Regions from separate parts of the Homo sapiens genome. Here region 2 is linked to region 1. A link is an interaction called in ENCODE POLR2A ChIA-PET data of the cell type or tissue named here. Cell type or tissue: PC-9. All regions are shown on one strand. Region 1 overlaps ACTN3 (actinin alpha 3). Region 2 overlaps TOP6BL (TOP6B like initiator of meiotic double strand breaks).

Region 1 (5,000 bases):
TCTACAAAAAATACCAAAAAAAAAAAAAAAAAAAAAGCTGGCCATGGTGGCATGTGCCTATAGTCCCAGATACTAGGGAGGCTGAGGTAGGAGGATCGCTTGAGCCTGGGAGGTTGAGGCTGCGGTGAGCCATGATCGTGTCACTGCACTCCAGTTGGATGACATAGCAAGACCCTGTCTCAAAAAAAAAAAAAAAAGAAGTGTGAGAGGGCTGACCTGGACCCCTTCCCAATGAATCCTCCCACCTCCCCCCGACCCAGAAACCTCAGCCAAGGAAGGCTTGCTTCTGTGGTGCCAGAGGAAGACAGCACCGTACCGCAACGTCAACGTGCAGAACTTCCACACCAGGTCTGTCAGGTGGTTACCAAATGTGTCTGGGCCTCTGTGGGGTACTGGGCATAGAGAGGAGCCCTCCCTGGTCAGTGAAGGGCACTGAGCTGGTCTCTGTCACAAGCCACAGGGAAGGAAAGGTCACAGTTCCTGGAACAGTGTCTGAAAAGAGGGCTCAGTAACTGTTGAGTGGAATGGAATTGAATCCAGGAGGGTTCCAGTAACTCCTGGAGGAGGGAGTGTTTGAGACTTCCCTGGAAGGCCATTCCAGCCAGAGGGAAGCTGGAGGCCAAAAATATTTAGAAACTGGTCGGGCCTAAGCATGAGTGTGTGACGGAATCGTGATGAGCTAGCAGGAGATGGTCCAGATCTGGTCATGAAGGGCCTCAAACGCCAAGCTAAGGGATTTGTACTTTACTCCATTTTACAGATGAGGCTGTCCTTCTGGGGGGTGCTCCTGGGCCGAGGGGAGAACGGGGCCCCAGCTTGAACCCAGGCCTGACCCCCCTCTTCTCTCTGTCCAGCTGGAAGGATGGCCTGGCCCTCTGTGCCCTCATCCACCGACACCGCCCTGACCTCATCGACTACGCCAAACTGCGAAAGGTAGAGGCCCCCACCACCCCAGCCCAAGGCCTCTGCCTGCAGCTGACCTTTCACCCTCCTCCCTTACACCCTTCTAGGATGACCCCATCGGAAACCTGAACACTGCCTTTGAGGTGGCAGAGAAATACCTGGACATCCCCAAGATGTTGGATGCAGAAGGTGAGAGTGAGCTAGCCCAGGGGAAGACCCCACATTCTCCACACTGGGCCTGGTACAACCTCCACACCTTTGCACGGCCCTTTCCTCCTCCTGGGATGCTCCGACCACCCCCACCCCACTCCCTGGTCACAGTCCCCCTTCTCCAGGAGTCCTCTATCTTGTCCCATGCCCCATCCCCCAAAGAGGACCATCCTCTGCCACCTCTCCCCTATGTAATGGCCCTACCTTCTGCCTCACATCCCAGTTACCTGGGTTACCTGGGATGTTGGTCCCCCAAGACTGGCAGCTCCCCTGGGGCACGTCCTGCCTGTGGTCCCCATGCCTAGGCAAGGCAATAGTCAACTGAAGCAGCAAACACTTTCTGAGCATCTACTATGCATGATGCCCAGGCTGTGTGGGCACTGCTGGAGAAGAACTTTTTCTTGCCCTGAGGAGCTTGTGGACTTGGGGGAAAGACACACAGACCGAGGGAGGTATAGGATAGTTCAAGGCATGAGACAGCGTGGACCAGTCCCTCACGAGGGCCACAGTGGCTGCCCACTCACACTCACCCACCCAGTCCCTCACACTTTGCTCACCCCAAGGTGGGGAGATGGGGAAGTTGCTGAGCCCTGGGGTAAGGAGAGAGGGCTTCAAGGAAGAGAAGACACTGGGCTTGGGTGGCTGGCTGCTGGTGGCCATGACTGGATGCTTCCAGCCCTCCCACCCAGAGAGAGTTCTCTGCCTGGGGAGGGACCCCTGGCTTTGGCCAGTAGACACCGTGCTGTCCTCCCCTAGACATTGTGAACACCCCAAAGCCGGATGAGAAGGCCATCATGACCTATGTGTCCTGCTTCTACCATGCCTTTGCCGGGGCTGAGCAGGTAAGGCGGCCCAACTGCTGCTGCCTGGGCTTGTGGACCCAAGGGCCCAACCTTGGCTGTAGTCCAACATTGGAGGCGCCAGACCACGGAGGTTGGAGTGCCACTGTGCCAGCTGCACACACTCAGTCTTCAGCAGGAGCAGAGGACCCTGGTTTGGAAACTCACTCCCTACCTAAGAGCCGTGCTCCCCCAATCCCTTTCCCAATTTGCAGGGACTCCATTCTTTGTTTGTTTTTTGAGACAGAGTCTCACTCTGTCATCCAGGCTGGAGTGAAGTGGCGTGATCACGGCTCATTGCTGCCTTGACCTCAGCCTCCTGCCTCAGCCTCCCCAGTAGCTGGGACTACAGGCACGTGCTACCACACCTGACTAATTTTTGTATTTTTTGTAGAGATAGTGTTTCATCATGTTGCCCAGGCTGGTCTCGAACTCCTGGACTCAAGTAACTCACCCACCTCAGCCTCCCAAACTGTTGGGATTACAGGCATGAGCCACCACGCCCAGCTGGGGGCTCTGTTTTTGTTTGTTTGTGTTTTGTTTTGTTTTTTGAGACGGAGTCTTGCTCTGTCGCCCAGGCTGGAGTGCAGTGGGGCGGTCTCGGCTCACTGCCAGCTCTGCCTGCCAGGCTCACGCCATTCTCCTGCCTCAGCCTCCCAGGTAGCTGAGACTACAGGCGCCCACCACCACGCCCGGCCAATTTTTTTGTATTTTTAGTAGAGACGGGGTTTCACCGTGTTAGCTAGGATGGTTTCGATCTCCTGACCTCGTGATCCGCCCGCCTCGGCCTCCCAAACTGCTGGGATTACAGGCGTGAGCCACCGCGCTCGGCGGGGCTCTGGGTTTTAAGGGCTTTACAGAAGCAATTTGCTTTAATGCCAGCCTTCTGCCCACTCCCCCCACAGGCAGAGACAGCTGCCAACAGGATCTGCAAGGTGCTGGCAGTGAACCAGGAAAACGAGAAGCTGATGGAGGAGTATGAGAAGCTTGCCAGTGAGGTGAGGCTGGGCTCCCACCGTGCTCTCCCCACCCCAGCCCTACTGGCTCTCCCAACCCTGCTAACCCCAAGCGTGGGCCTGCAGAGCCTCCCTCTGCTCAGAGTAGCCCTGGCTTCCTCCCAGCCTCCTCCTGTCCATCCCCACCCATCACCTGCCCTTCTGCCAACCCATGCTCCTGTCAGTCATTGATTCACTCATCATTCATCCATTTACTTCTGCATCGATCCATTCACTTGTATTTAAGTAGTCACATGGCCCTCTGCTCTGTGCCAACCTATACTAGCCCCTGGACTCAGAAATCAACCATCCCACTTCTTCTCTGACTTGTGGGGACTACCCCATCCTGCTTTCGTAGTTGTCAAAGTCACCCCCACCTACACTCTGGCCACAGCCTGGGTGTGGGTGGAGAGGGGTGGGTGAGCTGGGCAGGTCAGCGCAGAGCTGTCTGCCTTGCCCCTGCCTGGCCCTGTCAGCTGCTGGAGTGGATCCGCCGCACTGTCCCATGGCTGGAGAACCGTGTGGGTGAGCCCAGCATGAGTGCCATGCAGCGCAAACTAGAGGACTTTCGGGACTACCGGCGTCTGCACAAGCCGCCCCGCATTCAGGAAAAGTGCCAGCTGGAGATCAACTTCAACACACTGCAGACCAAGTTGCGGCTCAGCCACCGGCCTGCCTTCATGCCCTCCGAGGGCAAGCTGGTCTCGGTGAGCTCTACACACATTCCCTAGGTGACCTTGAGGTCCGTATCCCATCTGTACAATGGGCAAACCGTGATGGAGCGCACCCCTGCCTGCTCCACAGGACATCGCCAACGCCTGGCGGGGGCTGGAGCAGGTGGAAAAGGGCTATGAGGACTGGCTGCTCTCGGAGATCCGGCGCCTGCAGCGACTCCAGCACCTGGCTGAGAAGTTCCGGCAGAAGGCCTCCCTGCACGAAGCCTGGACCCGGGGTAGGTAGACCTACCTCATGGGGCTGGACTGTCTCTTGGGGTGGAGATTGGTGTGCAGGGGCAGGAGGGGAGGTTCTTGGCAAAATGCACAGGACAAGGGTAGGTGCTCTGCAGGAAAGCCAGAGACTGGATTTCTAGTCCCACCCTGACTTGCTGTGGTGCAACCTAGGCCTCTCTTTTGGCCACTGCCCCTCTGTGGACCACAGTTTGTTTTGTTTTTTGAGACAGAGTCTTGCTCTATTGCCCAGGCTAGTACAATCTCGGCTCACTACAATCTCTGCCTCCCAGGCTCAAGCGATCCTCCTGCCTCAGCCACCCAAGTAGCTGGGACCACAGGCGTGCACCACCACGCCCAGTAACTTTTTGTACTTTTTGTAGAGATGGGTTCTCACTTTGTTGCCCAGGCTGGTCTCAAACTCCTGGACTCGAGTGATCCACCCACCTCAGCCTCCCAAAGTGCTGGGATTACAGGAATGAGCCACCGCACACCCGCCTGTTTTCTATAAACTCAGCCTTCCCCCTCACCCCCCAGCCCTGCTCTGGTCTTCTGTAGATCTGCTCTGATTAATTCAATTTAGCATTTTATTTTATATGTGTCAGGTGTTCAAAGGTGAGTCCATTCCTCACCCTAACATCACTTATGTCATACTCAAAGTATACTGACGCTAAAATATTGCACGAGTCAAATATATTACTCTGGATAGAAACATCCATTCATTGTTCTGTCGAGGATTTCTGTAGTGAACAAAGGAGGCCGGGTCAGGGGCTCATGGGGGTTACAGAATCGTTGAGAGCTATTTTAAGGTCAAATTATGCTAAAACTGTACCAAGGGCCCCCTGGACGTAGCTCGCTCAGGGGACGCTGATGTCATTTGCGGATCACGCCACGGAAGAGGACTTTCACCTACGTTATTACACCGACGCCGCAGAGCAAATCCCTAGGACGAGCTAGGCCGGTGCGATCGCCACCTTAGCAGATGAGGCTTCATGGTCACGCAGCCCGCCGCGCACCCCTGCCCCTGCCGCCACTGGGTGACCGGAGCCGGCATCTCTTTGAGCAGGAAAGGAGGAGATGCTGAGCCAGCGCGACTACGATTCGGC
Region 2 (5,000 bases), 230 kb after region 1:
GGTGGCTCATGTCTGTAATCCCAGCACTTTGGGAGGCTGAGGCAGGCGGATCACCTAAGATCGGGAGTTCGAGACCAGCCTGGCCAACGTGATGAAACCCCATCTCTATTAAAAATACAAAAAAAAAAAAAAAAAGCCTAGCGGGGCATGGTGGTGCATGCCTCTAATCCCAGCTACTTGGGTGGCTGAGGCATAAGCATCACTTGAACCCAGGAGGCGGATGTTGCAGCGAGCCGAGATAGCGCCATTGCACTCCAGCCTGGGTGACAGAGTAAGACTCCGACTCAAAAAAAAAAAAAAAGGTACATGCCTGAGAGTCATTCTTGAATTTTTCAGCCTTCAGCTCTAAATTAGTTCATGTACTAGACTTGTGTTTATTACATAATGAGTTGATTTATTAAAAAATACAAGAATATCAGAACTATCAGTTCTGAAGCTATCTGGCATTAAACATGACCTTGTGGAAATTAACAGAAAATAAAAATTGATTTAGCAAATGTAAAAAATTGAAAAGATGAGGTTAAATGTCCTAATCCCATAAAGTAATTCTAAATGTTCAAGCAATTTGCTGATGCATAGCCATTTCCAGTCATATTTTAAATCTTGTAGATAATCTTTTCATCAGGGAAAAGCCTTCTTGGCTCACCAGTTTAATAAACAAATCCAGAAATCCTGGTTCTTATCCAAACTGCTTGTTTGACTTTGTTGCCATTTCTTCTCACACAGAAATACAGTCCATACTGCCCGGAATCTCTGCAAAGCTGACTTGGACTTCAGAGGAAGGCAGCTATTCTCAGGATATGACAGGGGTAACACCCTTCCAGATGATTTTTGAGGCAGGTTTTGTTGTGGTCTTATAAATTACTAATGATTTTATTCTTATTTTTCTGCAATCTAATAACAAGAAAGAAAAGCCTAGGTCCATCAAAGTTCCAAGCTGGAATGAAATAAGGCAATGGTTCCCAAACTTGCCTGTGCAGACATTAGATCACCTAGGAGCTCCCAAAATACTGTCGTCTGTGTCCCACTCTGAGTGATTGTGATTTAATTGGTCTGGGTGTTGTAATTATTAGTCTTCTTGGGCTGCCATAACAAAATACCACAGACTAGATGGCTTAAGCAATAGAGATTTATTTTCTCACAGTTCTGGAGGCTAGACGTCCAAGATCAAGGTGCTGTCAGGGCTGGCTTTGGTGAGGCCTCTCTTCCTGGCTTGTAGACTACTGCCTTGTCACTGTGTCCTTACATGGCTTTTTTTCTGCATGTGGATGAAAAGAAAGAGATCTCTAATGTCTCTTTATTTTTATTGAAAATTTTTTTGGTAGAGATGTGGTCTTGCTATGTCGCACAGTCTGGAGTGCAGTGGCTATTCACAGGTGCAGTCATAGCACACTACAGACTTGAACTCCTGAGCTTAAGTGATCTTCCTGCCTCAGCCTGCCGAGTAGCTGGTAGCTGGGACTACAGGTGGGAACTACTGGCACCTGGCTCTGGTGTATCTTTTTATAAGGACACCAGTCCTATTAAGACCTGGGGTCAGTGCCCTACCCTTGTGACCTCATTTAATCTTAATAACCTCCTGAGGGCCCTGCCTCCAAACACAGTCACTTTGGGGCTTAGAACTTCAGCATATGGATTTTGAGGGACACACTCAGTCCGTAATAGGTATGGCATAGGCTTTGGAACATTTTTTAGATCCCAGGTGATTCCTAATATGCAGATGAATTTGAGAACCACTGAAACAAGCCCTTATTTGAATTTGGATCTCCTAATAAAGAAAATTAAAAGTGACTCCCAGTGCAGATCCTACCTGGATACATTTTTATTAGTTTGGTTTAGAGATCTCTTTATCGACTTATTTGTAGTCCAGATTTATGAGGGTGATAATTCATTCTCCATTCCCTTTAACAGGTCTCTCATCTCCTATTTTCCTTCCTTAGAGTTGGTGGAGACATAACGAATTAGAGTGCTTTAAACATTCTCCCAGGAAGCCCTTGGGCAGCCTTTCTCCATGTTTGAATAATTATATGCTCATTCTGAAAGGAATGGGTATGGTATCAGGACAACAGATATCCCTGGCTGTGCCTTATCTTCTTTAGGAGAATGGAGGGTAAACAATCTGGAGCAATTAATGGTTAGTCAGCTCTGAAACTATTCATGTCAAGTAGCAATAAAAAGGTGATTCCAGTGAACCAAGAAGGGCAATTCTAGGAAATGAGGTTCTGTGTTTCAGTCAGCCTGAACAAGCAGTAAGTTGTATACATAACATTTATATATATTATGTAAGCATCCTGACAAGTCTATGAAGTGGGTAGGATGAGGATTATCACCCCATTTTACAGACCAGAAAGTTGAGATTCAGAGAACTTGACTGACTCTCCCAGTGTCATACAACAGTTAAATGGCAGAATTAGAACTTGAACCAAAGTCTGACTCATATAGATCAGGGCTATTTCAATATTTACTTATTCATCCAGACGTGTGTTTGTTCAAGTCAGTGTCAGTGAGCTAGATACTATCTGTAGGTACAGTGTCTTAAGATATGTTACTTGATCCTGGCTGGGCGCCGTGGCTCACACCTGTAATCCCAGCACTTTGGGAGGCTGAGGCGGGTGGATCATGAGGTCCGGAGATTGAGACCATCCTGGCTAACACGGTGAAATCCCGTCTCTACAAAAAATACAAAAAATTAGCCGGGTGTGGTGGCAGCCTGTAGTCCCAGCTACTCTGGAGGCTGAGGCAGGAGAATGGTGTGAACCCGGGAGGCGGAGCTTGAAGTGAGCCGAGATGGCGCCATTGCACTCCAGCATGGGTGATAGAGTGAGACTCTGCCTCAAAAAAAAAAAAGATATGTTACTTGATCCCAAGGAACCTGGAATATAAATAGAAAGATCAAGAAGTAAACACGTAATTACAATACGGTGTGATTCCCAGGATGGATGATAGAAGTGAGCCCTGAATGCTATGTTAGCATGGAGGAAGGGCATCTAATCCATGGGAAGAGGTTGAAGTCTGGAGGTCTTGATGAGACTGAAAAACAGATTTGCTGGGTGTAGGAGATTCTGACACTTGAAAGAATAGGAAGTTGTTATCAGAGTGATAAAGTTTCTCTTATTTCTTTATTGCAAAAGTAGTGTTTCCCTCAGAAAAATCAAAGTATGATCAAAACAAACATTTAGAATACACATAATTTGGCCTTTCAAGGCAGCCGTTATTAACACCTTGGTGTACATCTTTTCACAATAGAGTGGGACATTTCAATTTAAGATTTTCAGAATGGAACAGTTCCAAGCCGTGGCCATGGAAATAGGTGGCTGGGAATGAGTGGAGGTCAAGGTCATTATTGTTGAAGAGGTCAGGGAACTGTGAGACTAAGTTATTGCTTAGGCTAGTTATCTGCTTGGATATGGATGTCAGTCAAGATGATGACAGCATTTGGCATACAGAGGAAAACTGTGAGCTTAGTGACCAGCAGTCAGCTGGTGATGGAGATGAGAAGTAAAATAATAGTATAGTCAAACGGCATTAGCCTCAAGGGAACAAGGATTTCCTCATGCATTTCTTCCATTATATCTCATTGTTTTTGGTACTGTGCAGCTATGTAGACAATATTTGAATGAAGAGAATGAGAAGAGATAAAAGGGAGATTGTAAAAGATTTCATCATGGATGCCTCAATTGAGGAGAAAGGTTAAGTAGCAAGGTTCACAGCAAAGGCTAATAGAGACTCCATGGAAAAGCTATAATAAATGATCCATTAATTTGGGCCTGCGAGGAAAGTCAATTGCAAGGAAGACTGAGGAAAGTTTCATTTAGGAGAGATATTGGGTTTTGTGTTTATGCCCACAGCTAGTCTTACATCTTGGTGTTCATTAGGCTGGGTAACATGTCCCTTCAAAAGCAATCTGATTTTATAAGATCTTCTTGACAGCTTTATCCAGTTTAATATTTATTTTTGTAATAATACTAAGTGATCAAGTGAATGGAGTTATACATATATACATACAAACATATATATGCACAAACATATCTATATATTTATACATCTGTACTTCTGTGTGTATGTATCTAAGGTGAGGGGGCAAGAGAGAGAGACAGACTTTCTTCTAGAAAGTGATATAAGGGCTCATGACTGTATAAGTTCATATTTGAAAACATACTTCTATATTCTGTCATATAATTAGACATATTTAAAGGTGAAGGCTAAAACCATATGATTCAATAGTAGTTTCTGCTGTGCACGGCTGGCAGCATCTATTTTTTTCATAACAGTAAATAAGTAAATTCACTGCTTCTGTAGGTATGTCAGGCTGGGGTACTGGGTCTCTAACACCCAACACCCAACTGTAAAAGGCTTTGTCATCTCTCTCTTCCTCTTTCTAATAATTTTTTTTTTTTTTTTTGGGAGGGAGTCTTGCTCTGTGGCCCAGGCTGGAGTGTAGTGGCGCGATCTCAGCTCACTGCAAGCTCCGCCTCCCAGGTTCATGCCATTCTCCTGCCTCAGCCTCCTGAGTAGCTGGGACTACAGGCACTCGCCACCATGCCTGGCTAATTTTTTATATTTTTAGTAGAGATGGGCTGTGTTAGCCAGATGGTCTCGATCTTCTGACCTCATGATCCGCCTGCCTCGGCTTCCTAAAGTGCTGGGATTACAGGCGTGAGCCGCCGCACCCAGCTTCCTCTCTCTAATAATTCTATGAGTAGATCTTAAAAGGGTCCTCTAACCCCTTTTAAGGGGTTAGTTGTGTTGTATTAATTATCCTCTCTGACCTGACATTAGTCACTTTATCCTAACTCTGGGATAGGTGTCGGTCCTTCTGCTGTATTCCTTTAGCACCTCATTTATCTAAATTTCACATTGTCATATAAATTAGTCTGTCTCATCTACTGAACTGTGAACTCTTCTAATTCTGAGATTGTCTTATTTATTTTTATAAGCCCAGGTACATAATAAGCCACATTAATATTTTATGAGTGAGTAAATGCATATATTGAGTAGCC

What was found. ChIA-PET counts read pairs that join two places held together with the same protein. Peaks named below come from ENCODE experiments on the same cell type or tissue, not always from the same donor. Only the 100,000 strongest peaks of a DNase experiment are listed, where the experiment ranks them.
Region 2: POLR2A ChIA-PET joins it to region 1 with 9 read pairs; 2 of 35 experiments call an interaction of 5 or more read pairs at or near these places.

Annotation. Positions count from the first base shown.
Region 1 is chr11:66,554,276-66,559,275 of GRCh38, forward strand. ACTN3 (actinin alpha 3) reads left to right here. Exons shown (of 21, transcript NM_001104.4): 5 at 261-348; 6 at 855-933; 7 at 1,011-1,092; 8 at 1,870-1,955; 9 at 2,858-2,950; 10 at 3,424-3,654; 11 at 3,752-3,899; 12 at 4,961-5,000. Among named protein-coding and RNA genes, the nearest start is that of ACTN3, 9.9 kb to the left of the region's middle. In PC-9, no CTCF peak of the experiment used is centred here; no DNase peak of the experiment used is centred here.
Region 2 is chr11:66,787,434-66,792,433 of GRCh38, forward strand. It overlaps TOP6BL (TOP6B like initiator of meiotic double strand breaks), which reads left to right. Exons shown (of 15, transcript NM_001302084.2): 3 at 727-836. Among named protein-coding and RNA genes, the nearest start is that of TOP6BL, 45 kb to the left of the region's middle. In PC-9, no CTCF peak of the experiment used is centred here; DNase peaks (open chromatin) are centred at 2,098 and 2,478; H3K27ac peaks cover 924 bases.